Regions from separate parts of the Mus musculus genome. Here all the other regions are linked to region 4. Evidence: chromatin loops called from intact Hi-C (ENCODE). Cell type or tissue: left cerebral cortex. All regions are shown on one strand. Region 1 overlaps Slc43a2 (solute carrier family 43, member 2). Region 2 holds the start of Rilp (Rab interacting lysosomal protein). Region 3 has its middle 17 kb from the start of Gm35117. Region 4 holds the start of Ovca2 (candidate tumor suppressor in ovarian cancer 2).

Evidence for each region. A loop is a pair of places that touch in the nucleus more often than their neighbours do. Peaks named below come from ENCODE experiments on the same cell type or tissue, not always from the same donor. Only the 100,000 strongest peaks of a DNase experiment are listed, where the experiment ranks them.
Region 1: a loop joins it to region 4, with 3.0 times the contacts of the local background. A loop is called at or near these places in 6 of 42 quality-filtered maps.
Region 2: a loop joins it to region 4, with 4 times the contacts of the local background. A loop is called at or near these places in 3 of 42 quality-filtered maps.
Region 3: it touches region 4 in a loop (6-fold over the local background); 15 of 42 quality-filtered maps call a loop at or near these places.

Annotation. Positions count from the first base shown.
Region 1 is chr11:75,571,070-75,576,069 of GRCm38, forward strand. Slc43a2 (solute carrier family 43, member 2) reads left to right here. Exons shown (of 14, transcript NM_001199283.1): 13 at 688-811; 14 at 1,246-5,000. The coding sequence ends at 1,407. Among named protein-coding and RNA genes, the nearest start is that of Pitpna, 15 kb to the right of the region's middle. In left cerebral cortex, a CTCF peak has its summit at 2,495 (motif pointing left); DNase peaks (open chromatin) are centred at 457, 1,370 and 2,476; H3K27ac peaks cover 1,754 bases.
Region 2 is chr11:75,508,349-75,513,348 of GRCm38, forward strand. Prpf8 (pre-mRNA processing factor 8) reads left to right here. Exons shown (of 42, transcript NM_138659.2): 39 at 1-66; 40 at 173-312; 41 at 419-621; 42 at 787-1,099. The coding sequence ends at 941. It overlaps Rilp (Rab interacting lysosomal protein), which reads left to right and starts at 1,746. Exons shown (of 8, transcript NM_001029938.2): 1 at 1,746-2,024; 2 at 2,096-2,189; 3 at 2,284-2,390; 4 at 2,474-2,659; 5 at 2,941-3,086; 6 at 3,432-3,554; 7 at 4,003-4,086; 8 at 4,351-4,820. The coding sequence starts at 1,800. The coding sequence ends at 4,495. In left cerebral cortex, CTCF peaks have their summits at 1,897 and 2,505 (motif pointing left); DNase peaks (open chromatin) are centred at 1,017, 1,164, 1,941, 2,452 and 1 more place; H3K4me3 peaks cover 962 bases; H3K27ac peaks cover 1,067 bases.
Region 3 is chr11:75,288,470-75,293,469 of GRCm38, forward strand. It overlaps a transcript of Gm35117 not described here. Among named protein-coding and RNA genes, the nearest start is that of Gm35117, 17 kb to the left of the region's middle. In left cerebral cortex, CTCF peaks have their summits at 2,637 (motif pointing left), 4,119, 4,350 and 4,577; DNase peaks (open chromatin) are centred at 1,196, 1,808, 2,621, 3,394 and 2 more places; H3K27ac peaks cover 3,774 bases.
Region 4 is chr11:75,176,958-75,181,957 of GRCm38, forward strand. Ovca2 (candidate tumor suppressor in ovarian cancer 2) reads right to left here and starts at 1,851. Exons shown (of 2, transcript NM_027136.3): 1 at 1,655-1,851; 2 at 1-1,430. The coding sequence starts at 1,838. The coding sequence ends at 937. Dph1 (diphthamide biosynthesis 1) reads right to left here. Exons shown (of 13, transcript NM_144491.2): 7 at 4,336-4,404; 8 at 3,831-3,987; 9 at 3,604-3,704; 10 at 2,769-2,847; 11 at 2,216-2,356; 12 at 1,968-2,074; 13 at 686-1,430. The coding sequence ends at 1,985. In left cerebral cortex, CTCF peaks have their summits at 2,129 and 3,734; DNase peaks (open chromatin) are centred at 461, 1,112, 1,934 and 2,108; H3K4me3 peaks cover 1,313 bases; H3K27ac peaks cover 1,953 bases.

The DNA.
Region 1 (5,000 bases), 390 kb after region 4:
TCAGAGGGCCACTTGCCGGCCATAACCTCCTTGGACCCCAGCTAGTGAAACCTACATCTTTCCCAAGAAGCTCTACCCACCTGCTCCTCCCTCTATTGCCCAGGGCTTGGCCCACAAATTGAACCGAGTTCCATCATCCACCATCTGTGACTGTGAATATAGCCCCTCGTACCTCTCTGGCAGAGCCTGGTGTTCCCCGAGATTAAGGCCAGAGCTACTTCCCTCTTTAAGCCTCATCCTACAGGGTCATTCCAGGTCTGCCTGTCCCCCTCGTTGTACCCCCCTCCCGTTCCCCAAGCCTGGAGGAAGTTGTGGCTGCCCTGGCAGGGTATGAGGGAGTCGGGCAGGAGCTGTGATGCTGAGTTTCCGTGATTGTGCAACGCTCCTGGAGGGGGGGGGGGGGGGGAGACAGCAGAGCCAGGGTCAGCCTCCAACCCAAGCCACAGACTCTGCTGGCACCATGCTTTCCACCCTGCGCAGCCCCACACCCACAGGCTAAGGGCACATCTGAGTAAAGGAGAGGCTTGCTCCAGAGTCTGGAGCCTGAGGGGCCTGAGGCTGATACCGCCTCTCCCTGCAGGCACCAGTGGTGCAGCCCTGGTTACCAGTATACCTAAGCCAGGCCAGTGAGGGACTGGGGAAGCCTGTCACCCGTGCTGGCTGTGATGGGTCTCATTGCCCCAACAGGTACCCCTCCACACAGTTTGGTAGCCTCACTGGACTGCAGTCCCTGGTCAGTGCGCTCTTTGCTCTCCTGCAGCAGCCGCTGTATCTGGCCATGATGGGTCCTCTGGGAGGAGACCCTCTGTGGGTAAGAAGGGTCAGGGTGTCTCTCCATTCTGCTCCTGGGAAGGGGGCCCAAGGACAACAGGTAGTGTGGGAACGTTGGACAGTACCCAGTCAGGGGTCCCTGGTGGATGGTGACCGGGAAGGAGGAGAAAACTGGCCTCTCTGGATCCGATTCTGGGGTGAATTCCAGGCTTTCCATCCAAAGCATTCTCATCCAGGTGTCATGAGTTGTCCCAATCCCAGCCCATTCCCTGGAGGCCGCTGAGGAGCATTGGGGAAATGAGATGCTGGAATGTGGGTTGACAGCTGGGACCCCTTGAACCTCCTCTTTAGTTTTGAGTCTTTTCTGTGTGACGCCTTCCCTTCCCCAGACCTGCGTGTGCGGGTGGGCGGGCGGGAGGGTGCTGCCTTGCGTGCATGCAGCTCCCTCTCACAGCCAACTCCCCACCATCCCAGGTGAACGTGGGTCTGCTCGCCATGAGCATGCTGGGCTTCTGCCTGCCCCTTTACCTCATCTGCTACCGGCGCCAGCTGGAGAGGCAGCTGCAGCAGAAGAGGGAAGACAGCAAGCTGTTCCTTAAGATCAATGGCTCATCCAACCGGGAGGCTTTCGTGTAGTGCCCACCCACCGCCTCAGTTGTGGCCTCCTGCCTGTGCTTCAGTGACTGACTGCAGTCATCTCCCCACCCCAGAGGACCTCATGCTCTCCCTGGATCCTGCCCTTCACCACACTGGAGCCCATACTTCCTCAGAACCACCTGGCCCTGCCGTGGAGTGCTGGTGTGGAGGGACAGGAGAGGGCCTGGGACAAGTGAACCTCCCACTGCCAGAAGCTGGGCTGCCCTGGCCTAGCTGTCACCCCAGGGGCTCTGAAGTCTCCCGATCTCCATGGGGCTTGTACCTGGAGCCAAGGGGACCTTTTCAGCGAGCATTTCTTTCTTTTTATTTTTTCTTTCTCTTTCTCACTGATCGGATTCTGCCTCTTGCCAAAGCAGAGGGGCCTGCCATCCTCCAGCACACTACCTGTCCCTGAGCTGCACGCCCACCAACCACGCCCACCTGAGGACAAAGGCTTGCGCTGTCTGCACTCCCCTTGCTTGGCCCCTTACCTCCCCTGGCCAGTCTGGCTGCCTGAGGAAGGAAGGACCCGCTTCCTGTTGTTGGTGCTAACCCCTTTGTCATCCCAACACCCCCCTGCCCGTGGCTAGTCTCTGGCCCCTCTTTTCCTTGAAAGCCTGAGAAGAAGCCCCCCCTGTCTCAGGCTGGGGAAGGAGTGGAGGGCAGACTATTTACACAAAGCCTCAAGAGCCCTGGGCCAGGCTTCTTCCTCCGGAGCCAGAGCAGTGTCTCTCTGCTGGCACGCTTTGTTCCAGTCTGCAACCTGAAGGGAACTAAGGGGACACCACAAGGGCACCCTCCCATCCACCCACAGCTGTTTTTCTGGGGTGGAAATAAGGCTGTGACTAGACATGAGGAGCCAAGCCTAAATAGGGAAGAGGATTAGTGAGTAACCCGAGGGGTGTGTGTTTATGTGGTACGTGTGTGTGCATGTGTGTATATGGTAGGAGGCTAGCCCCAGGGGCTGCTTTTATCAGAGTGGACCAGACCAGAAGCCAGCCAGCCCTACAGCAGGCTCAAAATAGGAGTCAGCCTTGCTTTATGATGGGGACCTGTGTGTATCGGTGTGATCACAGTGCCCCCTGCTGGCAGACTCACATCAGGGGACTGGAACGGTTCATGTAGTAGAAGCCTAGCCGGCCTGCCTGGCTCACTAACCCACCTTGCCTTGACAACCCCTAGAAACCCTGCCTGAGACCTCTTGGGGTGCCAAGAGGGGTACATTGGTTTTTAAGTTTATGGTTTTCTCTTGTTTTATCATGATTCTTTTTATGAAGCAATAAATCCATTTCCCTGTTGGTAATGGATGCCCCTCCTCACGTATCAGCTAATTACTGTATGTGCCTATTTTATATTTGAGAGGAGAGACAGGGCAAAAGGGTCTGCCAGGAAGAAAAGAAAAAAGAAGCCAGACATAGTGGCACACATTTTAATCCCAGCATGGGAACCTGAAGCAGGCAGAGTTTGAGGCCAGTCTAGTCTACATGGAGAATTCTAGGGCTACATAGTCAAAATCTGTAGATGTTCTGCTAGTGACAAACCCAGCTACACCTGGGTGACATGTCCAGGAAGGGGCATGGGCAAAGGAAAGCCCTGTCTACCCTGTCCAGGGAAATGGGGCTGTGGAGAGGTGTGGGCTGCCCTCACTGCTGTCTGTTGCGACTAGACAGACCAATCCAGAGAGAGCCTTCATCTCCACTGTTGGCTGTTACCGTGTAAGCCCAAGGGTTGTTATATGGTGACTCCAGGAAAGTCCTAGGCTAACTAGCACCCAGGCTAACTGAGATGCCCTCAGTCTCAGTGCAGGCCCTGTTGTGAGAGTGGACTGCCAGGTCTTGACTCCAGTCTGTTCAAACAGTAATCACATAACCCCAACAGTGAGCTAGTGGAAGCCCTTTGAGGCTTCTCATGGCTCAGTGGTAGAGCTCACTCTTAACATGGCTAAGACCCTAGGTTCTGTTTCCCAAGAGAGCTATTGTGTATTTTCCAAACCATCTCTCAGAACACTTGTCTGTGAAAAGGTCTAGTGGGGTACGCTGAGTTAAAGTCAGACCTGCCACTTCACAGCAGGGATCCACAGCCCTTTCCCCATGTTCCTGAGCATTGGAGCTGGGGGTAGCACCAGGTGTAGTGTCAGGAGGACCTCTTTGAGTTCAAGCCCAGCCTCCTGTACATTTCGAGTTCCAGGCTAGCCGGGACTATTCAATGAGACCCTGTCCAAAAAAAAATCCAAAAACCTGTTTGCAAGGATGTGGAGAAAAATTGGAAGTTTTAGGCATTGCTGTCTGAGTGGTGGAGCTGAGAGCTGTGGAAACATGGCACAGTCCCGTAATGCCAGCACCAAAAGGCAAAGGGTGACATCTTTCAGCATGAGCTGCAACCCTGCTCACACACAAGGTTGTGACATGCTGAGTGGTGACAAATCATAGCCATGTGCGACATGGTGGCTACTTGGCTGAAATGTGGATTGGCTCCAGGCCTGGGTGTGGATGTAGCTCAGTTGGTAGCATGTTTGCCTAGCTTACCCAAAGCCCTGGGTTTGAATAAACCTGGCATGGTAGTGCAGCACTTGGAAGGTGGTGACATCAGGATCAAAAGTCCCTCTTGGTCAGATAGTGAGTTTGATGCCAACCTGGAATCCAAGAACTCTCATCTTCGGAAAAAAGAATGACAAAATCAGATGGCAGACCACTGGTCTCACCTATGTCTCGATTTGATTCTGGTGCTGCCCAGAGGTTAAGATGCCCCTGTGAGGAAGAGAAGAGGTTGAGGGAATGTCCCTTCCTGCTAGGGATATAGCCTGCAGACACAACCTGTGCAGTTCCCAGCAACACTGAGGGGCCCACACTTTTGATCGTGATGCTGTAAGGGTATATATCCTAGGATTGAGACACTAGAAAACTAAATGTGGGATGGAAAAGAGCCAACGGTACTGGAAGATGAGAGACGTCCACTGGTAGCAGAGAACAGGTGTGGCAAGCCAGATGAGCTCTCCCTAATCAAGGGCCATCCTGCGCTGACTTGGCAGACATGTCAGTGTCTTTGAATCACGGTGACAGCCTAGAGTGGTATAGATGCTTGGAGAAGCAACCCCAGAGGACTCTCCTGTGGGTCTCAAGTCACTAACACAGCCGAGGCTGTCTCAGCTAGAACCCCCCCCCCCCCCATTGGAAGCAAAGAGCCCAAAGGGTGCAAGCTCAGAATGGTTTCCATATCTTGGAGCCAATGCTTTCTCAGGTTTGAGGCAAGCTATTTGCACAAGAGTCACGTGAGCTCTGGAGGCTGATGGGTCCTTGCAGGAATAATTTCCCTGATCTCTTCAACCTCAAGAAGAGTTACCCCAAGATAGGCACAGAAGCACAGGCTAGACACAGGCTAGAGGCACCGATGGAAGGAACAGGAAGCGATGCCAGCCTTGTGGTTTTACCCGTCAAGGACAGTCTCACCAGAAGCCCCTCCTTTGTGGTCTTGGCGTTCATCAAGGATGGATTCCCCTGGGACTCTACCCTTACGACTCTGCCGGGACCTATTCACAGCTGGCTCCAACCTTCATTAAAGCCAAGGTACAGGCCCTCGGGACCACCTCCTGTGCT
Region 2 (5,000 bases), 330 kb after region 4:
CCGCAGTGGGGCACGCACCAGACTGTGCACCTGCCCAGCCAGCTGCCCCAGCATGAGTACCTCAAGGTTAGTGGTGGTGGAGCCTGGGAGTGCACTCACTGTCGTGCTACCCTAATGGGGGACATTTGTCTGCAGATGGGTTGAACATCTCTTTATTGCTGTTTGCCTACAGGAGATGGAACCCTTAGGTTGGATCCACACTCAGCCCAATGAATCCCCCCAGCTATCACCCCAAGATGTCACCACTCATGCCAAAATCATGGCTGACAACCCATCTTGGGATGGGGAGAAGACTATTATCATCACGTGCAGGTTGGTGTGGGCCTCTTGGGTGGAAATATTATAGAGCAGGCATTGCAGGCCAGGACCTGGATTGGTGGCTTGAGCGCTTACCCTGTCCCTGTCCCCCCCACCCCAGCTTCACACCAGGCTCCTGCACACTGACAGCCTACAAGCTGACACCCAGTGGGTATGAGTGGGGCCGGCAGAACACAGACAAAGGCAACAACCCCAAAGGCTACCTACCCTCGCACTACGAGAGGGTTCAGATGCTCCTGTCTGACCGATTCCTCGGCTTCTTCATGGTCCCCGCCCAGTCCTCCTGGAACTACAACTTTATGGGTACGTGGTTGTGTGTGCCTAGGAAGTGTGGGGTAGAGACAGGTGACCAGCATGCTTGGTCATCTTGTCATCTTGAGGTCTGGCTGCCTTGGAAACGGTCCAGGGGCCCAGGCTGGGTGAGGCAGGCAGAACCTTATTAACTTCTGATGTTTCCCCTCCCATTAGGTGTTCGACATGATCCCAACATGAAATACGAGCTGCAGCTGGCAAACCCCAAGGAATTCTACCATGAGGTCCACAGGCCCTCCCACTTCCTCAACTTCGCCCTTCTGCAGGAGGGTGAGGTCTACTCTGCAGACAGAGAGGACCTCTATGCCTAGTTACTTCCTTCTGCTTCAGATCCCCAAAGCCTGGAGCCTCTTGAACGCCCTCCCCAGACAAGCTGCTGACATTCAGCAGTCAGCCCCTTTGCGTTCTGTGCTTGTGTTGTTGATAGATTGTAATCCTGAACAAAATGTAATAAATTTTATAAATAGTGCTTTTGTTTTCTTGCTGTTATGAGGTCAAATTCTGGGCATAGGCGTTTGAGGATTGGGGACTAGCTTGGGCAGTTGACAGCAAGGTACTGGGCCCTGCCTTCAGAGCCTTGAGGCCTTCTCCGCTGGAGGCTTAGAGGCTCCCTAGACTCAGGGAGCTGAGTTGGGGCTGGCTTATTACTTTGAGCATATTTGCTGGTTTCTCTGTAAAAGTACTTGGAGTCTACCTATTTTCAACATCACTTCTTGGACTGTGTGGTCCTCCTATAGCTGTAGTGCCCGGTCTCGTTCATTTTTGTAAACTGTGTGGTTCCTAGTGGGGGAACATACTTAAGTGACTGTCCCTGCAGTCCAGTAGAGGCTGTTTGCTGACCTTCAGTCTTTCACCTCTTGGCAGCCAAGTCCAGGGGTGGAGCCCGGGTCAGGCGCTATGGGGAGGGCTTGCCTGAAGTGACCACTTACAGCTCTAGTCCTCAACTCTTGGATACCTGCCTGGAAGTTGGCCGACCTGTATCCAGTGACCTTGTAGGGCACAGGGAGCCCAGAGCACTCTCCCACTCCAGGGCCTTTTTCCCTATTTGTTCCTCCCGGGTTGCTTCTACCCCGCCCCTTATGGCCCTAAACTTCCTGGGCCGGAACTGTTAAGCTTTTTCCTGCACCAGTTAAGGGTGTGGGTGGCTTTTGACCTTAAGAGAGGAAAAAATGGAGCCCAGGAGGGCAGCGCCCAGGCTACCCAGTCAGGCCTCTTCTTCAGTGGGCGCAGGGTCAGCCGCCGAGCTCGTGTACCATCTAGCGGGGGCTCTGGGCACTGAGCTACAGGGGCTGGCACGCCGCTTCGGACCCGACGCGGCGGCTGGGCTGGTGCCACTAGTCGTGCGGGCGCTGGAGCTCTTGGAAAAGGCCGCCGTGGGGCCGGCTCCGGACTCGGTGAGTCACCGGCTCCTCCTTTTACCCCTGAGAGCCGGCAGGCCTAACCCTGAGACCCCTGGCTCCCCCAGCTGCAGGTGTCCGCACAGCAGGCAGAAGTGGAGCTGCGGCGGCTGCGCGAGGAGAACCAACGCCTCCGCCAGGAGCTAGGCTCCGGGCCGCAGGGTGAGTGAGGGTCCCACCGGAGCAGAGCGAGCTGGGGGCAGCCGGGGCCTGCGTACCCCAGAGATCGGTAGTGCTAAAGACACCCCTTCCTCAGAGGAGCGCGCGCTGCTCCGACAGCTCAAGGAGGTGACAGACAGACAGCGGGATGAGCTTCGGGCACACAACCGAGATCTGCAGCGCCGAAGCCAAGAGACCGAAGCGGTGAGGGCGGGGCCAGGCGGAGTGGGGTGGGGCCGCTACGGCCCTCGGAGCCCCGCCCCTAGCTCTCTCGCTCCACCCCCTAGCTGCAGGAACAGCTACAGCGCCTCCTGCTGATCAACTCTGAGCTGCGGCACAAGCTGGCTGCAGTGCAGACCCAGTTGAGGGCCGCCCAGGACCGGGAGAGGGAGCGCCAGATAGCTCAGGATGGCTCCAGCCAGCTGGCTAAAGAACAGAGCTTGGAACCTGATGCGGCAACCTCAGATGACCCGGTAAGAGACGGAGCGAAGTCAAAATACATCCCAGAGCTCACAGCATTCAGCAGTTGATGACCCAGCCTGGGTTTACCTGGCATGGATGTACCATGCAGTATAGAAGGTACCCAGGAAGTTGGAAGGTAGCAACAGCAGTTGTGTGCTATGTACACCTATGTAGCAGCAACTTTGTCCTCTAAGTTTTCCCAGCAGACACTTCCCATAATATTATTGTGAGCGCTGGGACTTAGGGAAGAGCTAAGACAGACTGCTCTCTGACCATTCCTGACCTTGTACAGGTGGATACTCAGAAGCAGCCAGGGAACCTTCCAGAAGCTGTCCAGTGTGGATTCAGCAGGGAAGAGCTTAAGCAAATCCTTCAGGAGCGGAATGAGCTCAAAGCCAACGTGTTCTTGCTCAAGGAGGAGTTGGCGTACTTCCAGCGGTGAGGGACTGGAAGCCAGGATGCCTGTTCCTGGTCACCCCACCTTATTTTTTGGATCGTTTATAGATCAGCAGTGACAATTGCCAGGGTCCTGCTCAGGCACTGGGAAGAAGTAACTTCCACAGTCCTTGCCCTTCTGGAACCTCACTCAAACAGGGCAGCACCAGGGGTCACCAAACTGAAGCAGCAAGCCTTATCCTTAGGAGGGGCCATCTAAGCTCATTTCAGAGGTGTTGGCGGTATAGAGCTTTCACGGGTTTCCAGGGGAAACAGTGAGCAGAGCTCAGGTACTTGATTGACACCTCCTGTTGGCCTTCCCACTTTCTTCCCTTCCTGCTTCTCTAGAGAGCTGCTCACAGATCACCGTGTTCCTGGGCTTCTGCTTGAAGCCATGAAGGTGGCAGTCAAGAAACAGAGGAGGAAGATCAAGGCCAAGATGTTAGGGACACCTGAAGAAGCAGAGAGCAGGTAAGATCCTGCCTCTGTGCTCACCAAACGAACCCCTTGGCCTGCTGCAGTTCTGCTGTGCCCAGTGATACAACTTAGCTGTGCCTGGCACCTCACTCAGCCTGCTCTCCAGCTGCCGTCCTTTCCTCTGGAATCCACTGCTCCCGCTTGCCCCGGCTGCTATGCCTCCTGCTGAAGAAACTGTCCATGCTACTTCTCCAGACTCATGTTTCCTTCCTTGGCTGGATCTCTTTACTAAAGGAAGCTATGCAGTCTTGTGAGGGGCTGTTGTCTGCCTGGTTATAAAGAGTCCCTGATCCCCTCACTGTCCCCTCTCCAGCCCTGAGGCCTCTGTAGTCACTCCATCCTCCCCTGATGTTCCTGAAAGTCCTTCAGGAGGTTCCACACAAGCTGGACTCATAGTATCCCTTAGGCCCTGATATACAGCCCTTTCATTTCTTTATCCTAGTGAGGATGAGGATGGCTCGTGGCTCCTGCTCTCCAACGACAAGGAAGATGTTCCCCTAGTTCCTGAGTCCAGAATCCAGAATTTGTATGTTGGAGGAGGGGAGGGAGGAAGGTGAAGGAGGGGCCTGCCTGGATCTTCTCCACTCTTTCTTTCCACTCCACTGCCTTTCACGCTGTTCTAAGATCTGTCTTCCCACCTGCTTCTCTGTCCTCTGTGCCTTCATTTCCCTGTGACCTATGCTGTCCTCTTTCCTCCAGAACCCCCTTTTCACCTTTCTGGACCCTCGGCCTGCATCCTTGACATCTCTGCCTCCCCGGCTCAATGCACCTCTCTTGGCTTCCCTTCCAGCTTTGGCTTATGGTATCGGGGTGAAACTGAGGCCCCTGAAGCCGAGACCAGCAACCCAGCTTCCAGCAGCCTACAGAAAGGAGAAGAGACCCCACAGCAACCCCACCTGCAGCCTGTGAACAGCCCTCCAGCCCCCAACTCCTGACTAGTCCCCTGCTTTCAATGAACATCTTGGTCTGAGGGCTTCAGCTATGCAGGAGGCTTAACTCTGGATTCCAGCTAACTGTGTGTGGATGTGTGACCTCAAATGAGGATGTGGCTCCCCACTTAAACCTCGCCTGTACTAGCTATGGTGGAACGTCAGCCTGTCTCCCATTCTTGACATCTCTGTACCACACTTTACAGACATAAAGGGATCTCTGAGCTCTGCTTTTCCCCATTGTGAGACAGAGGACTGCCTGCCTGCCTGCCTGCCTCGCTGGGGCTTGTGCAGGTGACCAGTGCAATAAATAACCATAATACCCCTAAAATGTTCTCAGTCTGTCTGTCTGTCTGTCGGTGGTCCATGTTAGGTCCCAGCCCTGCCAGGAACAATGGTGATGTTTCTTTAGAAGGTCTCCTCTGCTCCTCACTGAGGATAAGGAACGTCTCCTTATTTGGGGGGTATGGCTCCTACCCCCACCCTATTCCTTTGCCTATCTCTAGTGTTT
Region 3 (5,000 bases), 110 kb after region 4:
TAGAGGCCTGCATGCACGAAGCTCTGGATTTGATCTTCAGCACGGGCATAAGCCCAGTATGGTAGTATCTGTTTAGCATGGTGTGGAGGTATACCTATCTCTGCACAGGGAGACCAGAAGTTCAGAGTTATCCTTGCACTTACAGTAAGTTCAAAGCTAGCTTGGGCAACATGAAGTTTTGTCTTAACAAAACGAAACAAGAGGGGCCGGGGAGATGCTTCGCTGTGCTGAGTCATTTGCTGCCAAGTTTGATGACCTGAGTTTGGTCCCTTGAGCTTATGGTGGAAGGAGAGAAATGACGCTTGAACTCCACGCACATGCCACAGCCCACGCATGAATGTGTATACACACACACACTAAGTGGATAAATGTTAAAAATAAATAAATCAAAGGAATGGCCACTCAAAATCTACCATCGTTGGGAAGGGAGGGGAAAAGGCAGGCGAGGGAGATAGATAACCCTGATATGAACACGGAAAGAGCCAGTGTGCCACCAAAGCTGCCCAGTGTGCCACCAAAGCTGCCCAGTGTGCCACCAAAGCTGCCCAGTGTGCCACCAAAGCTGCCCAGACTTGATTACAGATTTGGCCAGGGACACAGGAGGCCAGCAGGAGCAGCCAGGTTCCACCTCAGAGGTGGAGCCACAAACCTGGAAATGAAACGTCTTTCCCTTTCTTCAGACCACAGCAGTGACAGCTGTCCTGCAGAGTCTGGAGGGCTGGCAGGGCTCATCCACTCTAGTGTGCCTGTGGCCAGAACAGGCCTCAGTCACAGGTGCTTTTCCAAGGTCTTAGTGTCTAATTAAGGTTAGCAGCCAAATTGGAGAGAGAAGGGTGCTGGACTTTACTCTGCTGTAAGGACTTTGGGCATTGTTCCATTCCGTGATCAAATACCACTGGCTCTGCCAACCACCATGTCAGTGGGTCTTCAGAGGTAGAAGAACTCATCCTTTTTTGAGAGGTTTGGTCTGGTCCTTGTCTAATGCAAAATGCCTGGGGCACCAGGTTAATGTCAACTCAAAGGCAAGTGCTGGTCCAGCATGTGTGGAATCCTAAGTTCAATACCCATCAGAGCCCCAAGCCCTAGAGGACAGACATGCTTTAAAAAAAAGTCATGCTTTAAAAAAATTCTGTTGAGGGGGCTGGAGAAATAGCTCAGCAGTTAAGAGCACTAGCTGCTCTTTCAGAGGACCCAGATTCCGTTCCTAACATTTTCATGGTGGCTCAAAGCTGTCTATAATTCAAGTCCTAGAGGGGAATCTGTTGCCCTCTCTGGTTTTCTCAGGCACCAAGAACACATGTGGTGCAAACATACACGCAGGCAAAACACTCATACATATGAAACATTTTTTATAAACCTGCTCGGATGTGGTGGCTCATGCCAGCGATGCTCTCAGCACTCAGATGGCAGAGGCAGGGGGATTTTGTGTTGAGCCCAGCCTGAGCTATAGAATGAGATGCTGTCTCAAAAAGAAAAAAAAAACAAAAAAAAACAAAAAACAAAAACAAATCTGTGGGCTTAATCATTCCTAGCCAGAAGGAGCTGGCTCCAGCAACAATGGATCCCTAGAGCTCTGCTTTGCCCCCTGGTCTGGAGAGCTTGCTCTAGAAAGGAATTCTCCATAGACCACATTTCTATTTTGGGGACCACTCTGGGCCTGCACATGGAAAAATGGAGAGTTGAGGTTTACATGGTCATTTTTTTTGTTGTTACAGTAATGAGAGCTTTGAAATGATCACAAAAGGAAAATAGGAAAATATGCCTCCTAAAAAGAGCCGAGGCAAATTATTATAGCAACCGAATCCTAAAAGGAATGTTCAAGTAAAAAAAAAAAAATATGGCTCATGCGAAGTTGTTATGGCAACTGACATTTAAAAGTAACAGGATTTGGGCAAGTTTCTTTCTCCACCCTCTCTGCAAAGTCTTGCAGGAACTTCATGCTAAAATTATGCTTTAATTTTAATTAGCCAAATAGGTCATAAATATAGCTTATTCCCAAATCCTTAGAATTTCTACCCTGCAAGGAGCTGAACTACTAATGAGGAAATATTTCCACAAAAACCCACTTACCATTAAGAACCCCCATCCGATATTTTTCTAATATAATTTATCAATTTAAACACATTGCATAATGTGCCACTCTGTAGCATTCCATTAAAATGATAAATAGCAATAGTGGTGAGGGGTGGGGGGCAAAAACCAGGAGATTAAACATATCCAAAGCAGTGTAGCTATATTTAAATACCTCAATCCATTGTAGAGGAAAACACACTGTTCTCATCCGCAGATACAGTCTAGACTCAGAGCAGCATATCCTTGACTGTAAGGGTATTAATAGGACAGACGAAGGGGGGCAATAAGAAATGACAGGAAACTTCAGAAGAAATAAAATTTCTATTAGGCTTTGTTATAAGATTACATCAAAGCAGTTCATATGTTTTAATCTGGGGAGGAAAAAAAGCAACTACTTGGGGTTTGCGCCTGGGGGCTGCCTCTGTGTACTGAACCAGACAGTTTGCATAATGAACAATTTTCATTCAATCAGGATCTCAGCAGAGATAGCTCCTACTCAAAGGAACCCGGCACAGGCTCATAGTTTTTATCTCCCAGCTCCACCTGCTGGAGAAACCTTGTATTGCAGGGAGAGAAAGCAGTCGGGAGGCATTGTCCTAGTGGCTGTGTACCTAAAGTTACAGACCTGACTTTAAACAGTTTCTCTCTGGAGGTTGAAAGGGGCTCTGTAAGATACCAGAGTGGATTGCTCTCAAAGACTCTCGGACTCCTGTTACAGGCAAGTAAGGTCCTAGCAGATGGTAGCATGGATCTCCGGCCCTTCTCACTGCTTTCTTGAATCAGGGATTTAGAAATTGCTATTTGCATACCAGGAGGACTGAAGTTTGGCTCCCGGTGACCAGAGGACAAGGTCATTGTTTAAAACCACCCAAACTCATTTCCGACTTGGTTGGTCAAATTTTCAAGTTTCCCAGCAGTCTAAGGATTCATAAAATAAGGCAGAGGCAGAGAAACGGAGGGTGTGTGTGTGTGTGTGTGTGTGTACCCAAAATGGAACTGCATTTTCATGCACAATAGAAAACTTAAAGACTGAACCAATCATTTTGGAAAACTGGCACAGCTGACATTGGCTAGAGGAAGGAACGGCCAGGGCGAGCCAGCTGCACCAAGACCCAGGGCTGAGGCCTAATCCGCCTTTATCCGAGGGTTTAGTGAGGCTCCCGCCGCTCACCAATCCCGGCTGGAGCCGCAGAAGAGCTCTCTTCACTTGGCTCAGTCCCAGCACAGTCGCACTATGCTCTCCCGTGGGGAGGCCGCTCCGGGAGGGGGAGCGACATCAAGCTTTGTGAAACTGTTTTCGAAAACCTGGGATGATCATTTAAATGTTTAAAATATGCACATGGTAATTCAAAACTAATTACCCTGAGCACATTTGAAACATTTATGCCATCATCTTGGATCCTGCCTACTGATTGTGCGCTGCAGCTCACTCTGGTGTTTCTATAAACTGCTTCAGCGATTTTAACTTCCAGGCTAAATCAGGCAGCCACAGGCGCTGCCTCCAGCCCTGGGTTGGTGGAGAGACCCCCATCCCTGACTTCCAGGCGAGGAGGCGGCCCGTTTCTCCAGAGAGCCGTTTGTCAGGGTCTTGTAGTTCTGGCTGCCGAATTATTGCTCTTATCCGTGTTCATAATTCTCATCTGCATTATTTAATTTAGGCTAGAATGACCTCTTTCCCTCCCGAGTCTTCCTCCCTCATTCCCATTTCCTCTTCTTCAATTCGTGGCCCCCATTTTCTGATTGGTCCAAATATATAGACAAATATCCTTGATCGTCCCACCCCACTTGGCTACATCTTCATCTGGGAGCCAATGTGGTGAGTTTTCTGGGTTTGCAAGGTGGTCAGGTCCACCAGTCATCCTAAGGTGTGTGAGAGAGGTAGACCAACATGAGCGGCGCACAGCCGCCATCACTGAGAGAGCACGTGCCCTGCAGCTCAGGCACAGGCATGCACACACCGGCAGACATGTGCACATGCGCTTTCCCCAGCAAACCCTGCTTGCAGAGTAATTAGGCCTAGGCAGTTCCTGAAGCAAATTCATTTCCCCCTTTTCCAGAATAAAATGAGTTCTCTTCCTTTGGGGGTGCTAAACCAGCATGCCAGTGGCTAGAAGCCTGAGATGGGTGATGTGGCTGAAACCATTTCTGCAGCCAAGCCTGTGGGCAGAAGCTAACCTTGGGCTGGGGAGCTGCAGTCGGAAGAGGCACAATTCTGGGATCAAGAAATGAGCACTGGTTTATAGGTACACTCCCAGAAATAGACAGATGAGGGCTGCCTCCTTATTAGCGCTTTGAAGATGCCCATGGCGGGTTTTTAGACATTTAGGAATATAAAAGTAGGTTGGATTCCCACAGTCAGCTGAAGTTTGACAGAGTGATATTACCGGGTTTAACTAGAGCCATTAAGAGACTCTTCATTATCCCACACCACCGCCACCCAAGTTATCACATGAGCCATAATGCAAGAGAATTTTCATTCCATCAACAAGAGAGGGAGCCGGTCTATCTTTGTCCAAAGGAAATGAGCAGCCCAGCGTGAAGCTTGTGAGGAATTGAGTGTACAACACTCCAATAACATCCCCTGCAGGATTGCCTCTGCGATTTAGTCGGTGAAGCAGGGGTAACTGCGCTCGAGCAGTCTGCCTGTGTACCTGGCTTGCAAGAACACCAGCTCGAGGAACACCAAAAAGGCCGATTAATGACAAAGGACACTCATAGAGGCCCGAATTCCACAGGGCTTAAGTATTAAGCCCCAAAGAAATCAAGGTCTAGGCCATTCTCCTGGCGCTCAGCAATCTCATTTATTATTTCTCTACAAAGATCCAACACTCAATTTCCCAGGTATCCCCTGTATCTGACTCACATTCTCCTGCTCAGTAAGCCATCCTGGTTTGAAACGGGCCTCCCCTCCTCCTGCCTATGCATGC
Region 4 (5,000 bases):
GTACCTTGTGATATCTTGGAAAAACTGTCTTTCAGAGGCAGAAGTCAGAAAGCAGCGTGCCTATGTGTGTGGCAAGATTGGGCACTGGAAGTGAGAAGAAAAATGGCAAGAAGTTAAGCTGAGCAGGCTACTTAAGCTTTGGCTTTCTCAACATATCAATAATTAGCATCATCAATTATGAATAGCAGTAATCTCAGAAACCCTGAAGATGGCTTCATTAGGAAAAGGCAGGTTACTCTGTGCTGTCTTTGGCCTCTACCCAACATATGGTACTACCCAAGTCTTCAAGCTCAGAGTTCAGAGGGGGATGGAACAGTTATGGAAGAGAAAGCAATGGCCAAGCCAGGGACCAGGATGTAGGAAACCTAAAAGCAGATGGAGCCAAGCAGAGCCTTGCCAAGTGTTTTCTTTCCCCAAACTCCTCAAACGTAAAACTTTCTGATTCTAAGTGACCAAGATATCTAGCTTCTTCAGTCTGGGACTTAAACTTCCACAAAAGGATGGTGACATGGCTCAGCAGGTAGAGGCATGACTTGCCAAGTCAAATGATCAGAGCTCAGAAAGAACCCACATGGTTGAATCAACTCCCCGCACTTATCCTCTGATCTCCACAAGTCTGCACCCATACACACAATAAGCCGAATTTAAAGATACAAAACAATAAATGACTTCCACCAAAAATGTGTCCTTGGGTTTGGTTTGGTGCTGCCCCAGGATCGGGGCAGCAGGAGAAAGGCATTCAACATCTAAAGCATCGCTTTATTGTCTGTCAGTCACAGGGGTGCCAGCCCCTGCCTGCCCACCCCTGTCTTCTCACAGGCTCTCTGGGCTTATGTGTGTCCTGAGAACTGACAGTTGTCTTAACTAGCCATGGTGAGGAGACAGGGGAGAGCTGCTGGACAAAGTGGGAGCAGTGCGGAGACATTTGTCCATCCTTCATTCTGCAAACTGGTCCAAGAACTTAAGGTAGGCCTGACGCTGAGATGCAGCTGCTGGAATGAAGTGACCACCGGAGTGGGTGAGGGTGACGGCTCCAAGGAATCGGCTAGCCAATTGCATACTCTCCTGAGAAGGGATGACTCGATCAGTATCCCCAAAAACATGAAGTGAAGGCAGTGACATGGGGCTCTGCAAGATAGGTTCCTTAAGGCCTCGGGGACAGAACCCCGACACAAGTATAATAAATCTTGGCAAGGGGAAGCGAGGATCGCCTGCCTGGCCCAGGGCACACACATAAGCTGCTAGTGCAGCCCCCTGGCTGAAGCCAAGAAGTCCATCAAACGGCCCCAGCGTGTCAAGGGCCCGTGCCACCGTTTCCAGGGCCTCCTGCAGACCCCTGCACACTGTGGACTCTTCCAGAGCAGAGAAAACATCGGCTTCCTCCTCAGAAAACCACCAGCCTCGAGGCTGCTCCTCCGGAGAACAGGGCCCTAGAAGCAGATGGGAGAAGAGCACAGGCCCAGGGTTAGAGATGGTGAGAAGAAAAAGGCAGAGCTTGGGAAAGTGCAGCCAGGGGACTTGGGGGGCGGGAGGGACCTGGAATGGCCTGGACACAGATAAAGGAGGAAACCTGGGAGCTCAGACTAGAGCCGGAGTTAAAGGCGCTAGGTGAGAACTGAGGTCCAGGTGTGCGAAGGGGTCCAGCAAGTCTCACCCGAGTCTGGACACGAACCCTCGGGAGCCGCTGCCTCGGGGACCGGGTGAGGTCCGCTGAGGCACACAAGCTCTGCCCGACCCCGCAGCGTCTTCCTCAGCGCTCCGGTCTTCTCACGGAAGCCCCGCTCGCTCTGCCGGAAGCCGGCTAGACACAGCACTCGCAGGGTCTGCCGTGCCGCCATACTGCAGACCGACCGGAAGCAGGCCTTCCCAGGCGGAAGTAGAACCGGCAAGGGGGCAGGGCCCGTGCGGGGAACACCCCTAAGGCGGGGCTCTCCTAAAACAAAAAGGTGGGGCGTGGCTGCAAATACCTGCTGCTCTGGCCCTCTCAGGGAGCCGGCGAAGTAGCCTTCTGGTCTGCGCAGTTGCAACTCTCACAGGCTGGGGCTGGAGAGCCGCCTCTGGACCCTTGCTGCACCTGAGGTAGCAGATAGATTCAAGTCTCTCTACTGCAACCTCCACCCGGCTCCCTTGCATTTCCCCCGCTGTCCTCAGGGCGGCGGCGGTGGACCACGTCACGCCTGTAGGCTGCCTCTCAGCCCTGCTTAAAGTGGGCTACCTTGTCAGATGCAGGCTGGCAGAGACCCCGAGGTGCTCGGTCCCGACCGTAGTTCACTGTCCATGGCCCTAAGGAGCTGCCAGAGTAGAAGTCCATGGGGTAGGGTTGCTGCCAAGAAATGTCCTTCAGGGCCACAGCTGCCTAGGGGAGAAAAGACAATGATATTCTTTCTCTCTCTTTCTTCTTTCTCCCTTCCTTCCTTCCTCTCTCTCTCTCTCTCTCTCTCTCTCTCTCTCTCTCTCTCTCTCTCTCTCTCTCTCTCTCTTTCTTTCTTTTTTTGTCCCTGCATTAGCAAATTTGACCAGGGTCTATGAAGGGAGTGTATTATCATCCTTCAGAAAGGAAGAGTGAAGTGAAGAGAGTCGCAGCTACACAGCGAGTCAGGTGTGTTGGCTCACATCTCCCAGCAACTCTTAAATATAAACAAAAACTACACAGCAAGATGGTGGCTCGATCTCAGAACCTGCAACCCTACGTGCTGCTTACCCATGCCAGCCATCTCACAACCCTCCCTCAACAGGAAATACAAAGATTTTCAAAATGTGGCTGTTACCTCGTACGGTGTCAGCAGTGGCTTGGGAAAGGCTGAACCCCAGTCAATGGAGAGGCGTGGACATGCCACCTGCACCCACCTAGGGAGATAAGTCAGTTAAGATGTGACATGAAGGTCACCTCTCTCTGGGGTACCACACTGAAGAACATAACGGTGTCTCAGTATCTCAGTATGTCCACTTGTCAACAGATTGCACTGATCCAACTATATACTGTTGGGAAGGTAACTCTGATTGCCCTGTAAGCCTAGGACTTGACCTTAACTCCCAAAACCATTGCATTAAAAGCAAAAGTGGAGCTGGACACACAGCTTAGTGGTTGAGGGAGCTGGCTACTCTTGCAGAGGATTCAAGTTCAATTCCCAACACCCACATAGTAGCTCACAACCTTCTAAAGTAAGAGGCAAAATTTGTGTGTGTGGTATATGATATACACTTGTACTCCAGCACTGACGAGATCCAGACAGGTGGATTGCTTCAGGGGAAAAGAGAAGGGGGGGGGGGTGGACACCAAAGCTTCACACAAACTAACACACATGCAAAAGAAAAAAAAATCCACCTTAATGGAATCAAACACAGCAAGGGGCATGTCATCAGCCCTTCACTCCATAAGCCAACTTCTGGGGACAGTTCAGTTGTAACTACCCATCTAGAACCAAGGTTTGTACACAGTGCTCTTACACTCATTCCCACCAGACTATGATGGCTAGACAATGCAGGCGGCCCATGGTCAAGGGTGGCCCCTGCTAGATAAGTTCTTGATCTGTGCTGGCCAGAACCTGTTTTCTAAGCTCCCGTTAGCTGGTCACCATACATGGGTAAGGTGGGGAAACTCACACATCCACCTCAGGAAGTAGACTGAGCTTGCTGGGGAAGATCTCAGAGAGCAACAGCCTCACGAAAGGAAGTCCCAAGTTTCTGAGCTGAGATTCCAAGTGCTGCCGAGAGAGGGAGGCCAGGCAGGAGCTTCTGAGATGAAGTGGCCAAAGCTAGACACCTCAGCCTACTGGTTTCTCCAGCTACTTTCCTGTCAGCCCCCTCCTCTTGATGCCCAGGCCTCTCACCTCCAGGATCTTGGGACTGCCCTGGCGGCCCAAGGTTCCCAGAATAAGGCCCCAGGATTTGGCTGAGCGTGCAGCAGCAATGGCTTCCTGGCGAGTGGCCTGCATGCGCTGATGGTCATAGTATTCTCTGGATAGGACTTTGCCATATGGGTCATACCTGGAAAAGTTGTCAGGATCACGGTGACAGCCCAGAGTCAGCTAAGTGGTCCCTGACACAAGATCTAAAGAGGGATTTAGGAAATCTGGCCCTAGTTGGAAACAAGGATTATTACTGAGATCAGTAACCATAGAGATCAGCCCTCCAGCTAGGGCAGGCAAGAGCAAGGGAGTGTTTTAAGAGCTTGGGGGTGACTCCCGGGTAGGCAACAGCATTCCTGGGTCTAAATTCCAGATGTGCCCCAGTCATTTAGTGACCAGGGAATGAAGGGGTAGTTCAGCCTAATGAGGGCCTCCAGGGCAGAGGCTCTCATCCTGCCATACATGGTCAGCCCTCCCCAGCCCATACCGGTAAGCAGGTATATTAGGGTTGGCAATCATGACAGACTCCAGATGAAAGCGGCCATCTCCAAGATACCTGCAGGGTGGGAAGAGTGTGTAAGTGCAGTAATGGAATAGCAAAGGGGGTGCCCTGGCTTACAGGTCCGGAGACTGAGTTCTCAGCCACCCATGCTGCTGAGTCAGGGAGACTGATGTCAGTTCATCTCTTCAGGCCTCTTGTATGTCCAGCAAGGACCGGACAGAGACATCTAAGAGACAGCTGTGTGATGCAGCAGCTTCCATGGCAAGTGCCAAGGCCAAAGAAAGGCCACCTGGGCCCAAGAGCACTATTCGAAAGCTGAGGGAGAGTTTCTCTTTTATTCAGCTCAACATAGACATAGAGGTTGTGTTTAAGATGTCTGCTCAGGGCTGGAGAGACAGACGGCTCAGTGGTTAAGAGCACTGGTTGCTCTTTCAGAGGACCTGGGTTTAATTCCCAGCACCTACACAGTGGCTCACAGCCACTGGTAACTCCTAGAGAATATGATGCACTTTTCTGACCTCCAAAATGGACCAGGCACACATGTGGCAGACATACATGAAGGCAAAACATTCATGCAATAAAGAGTGGTGGGTCTCTGAATCTGAGGCCAGCCTGGTCTACAGATGAACTCTAGGATGGCCAGGGCTACA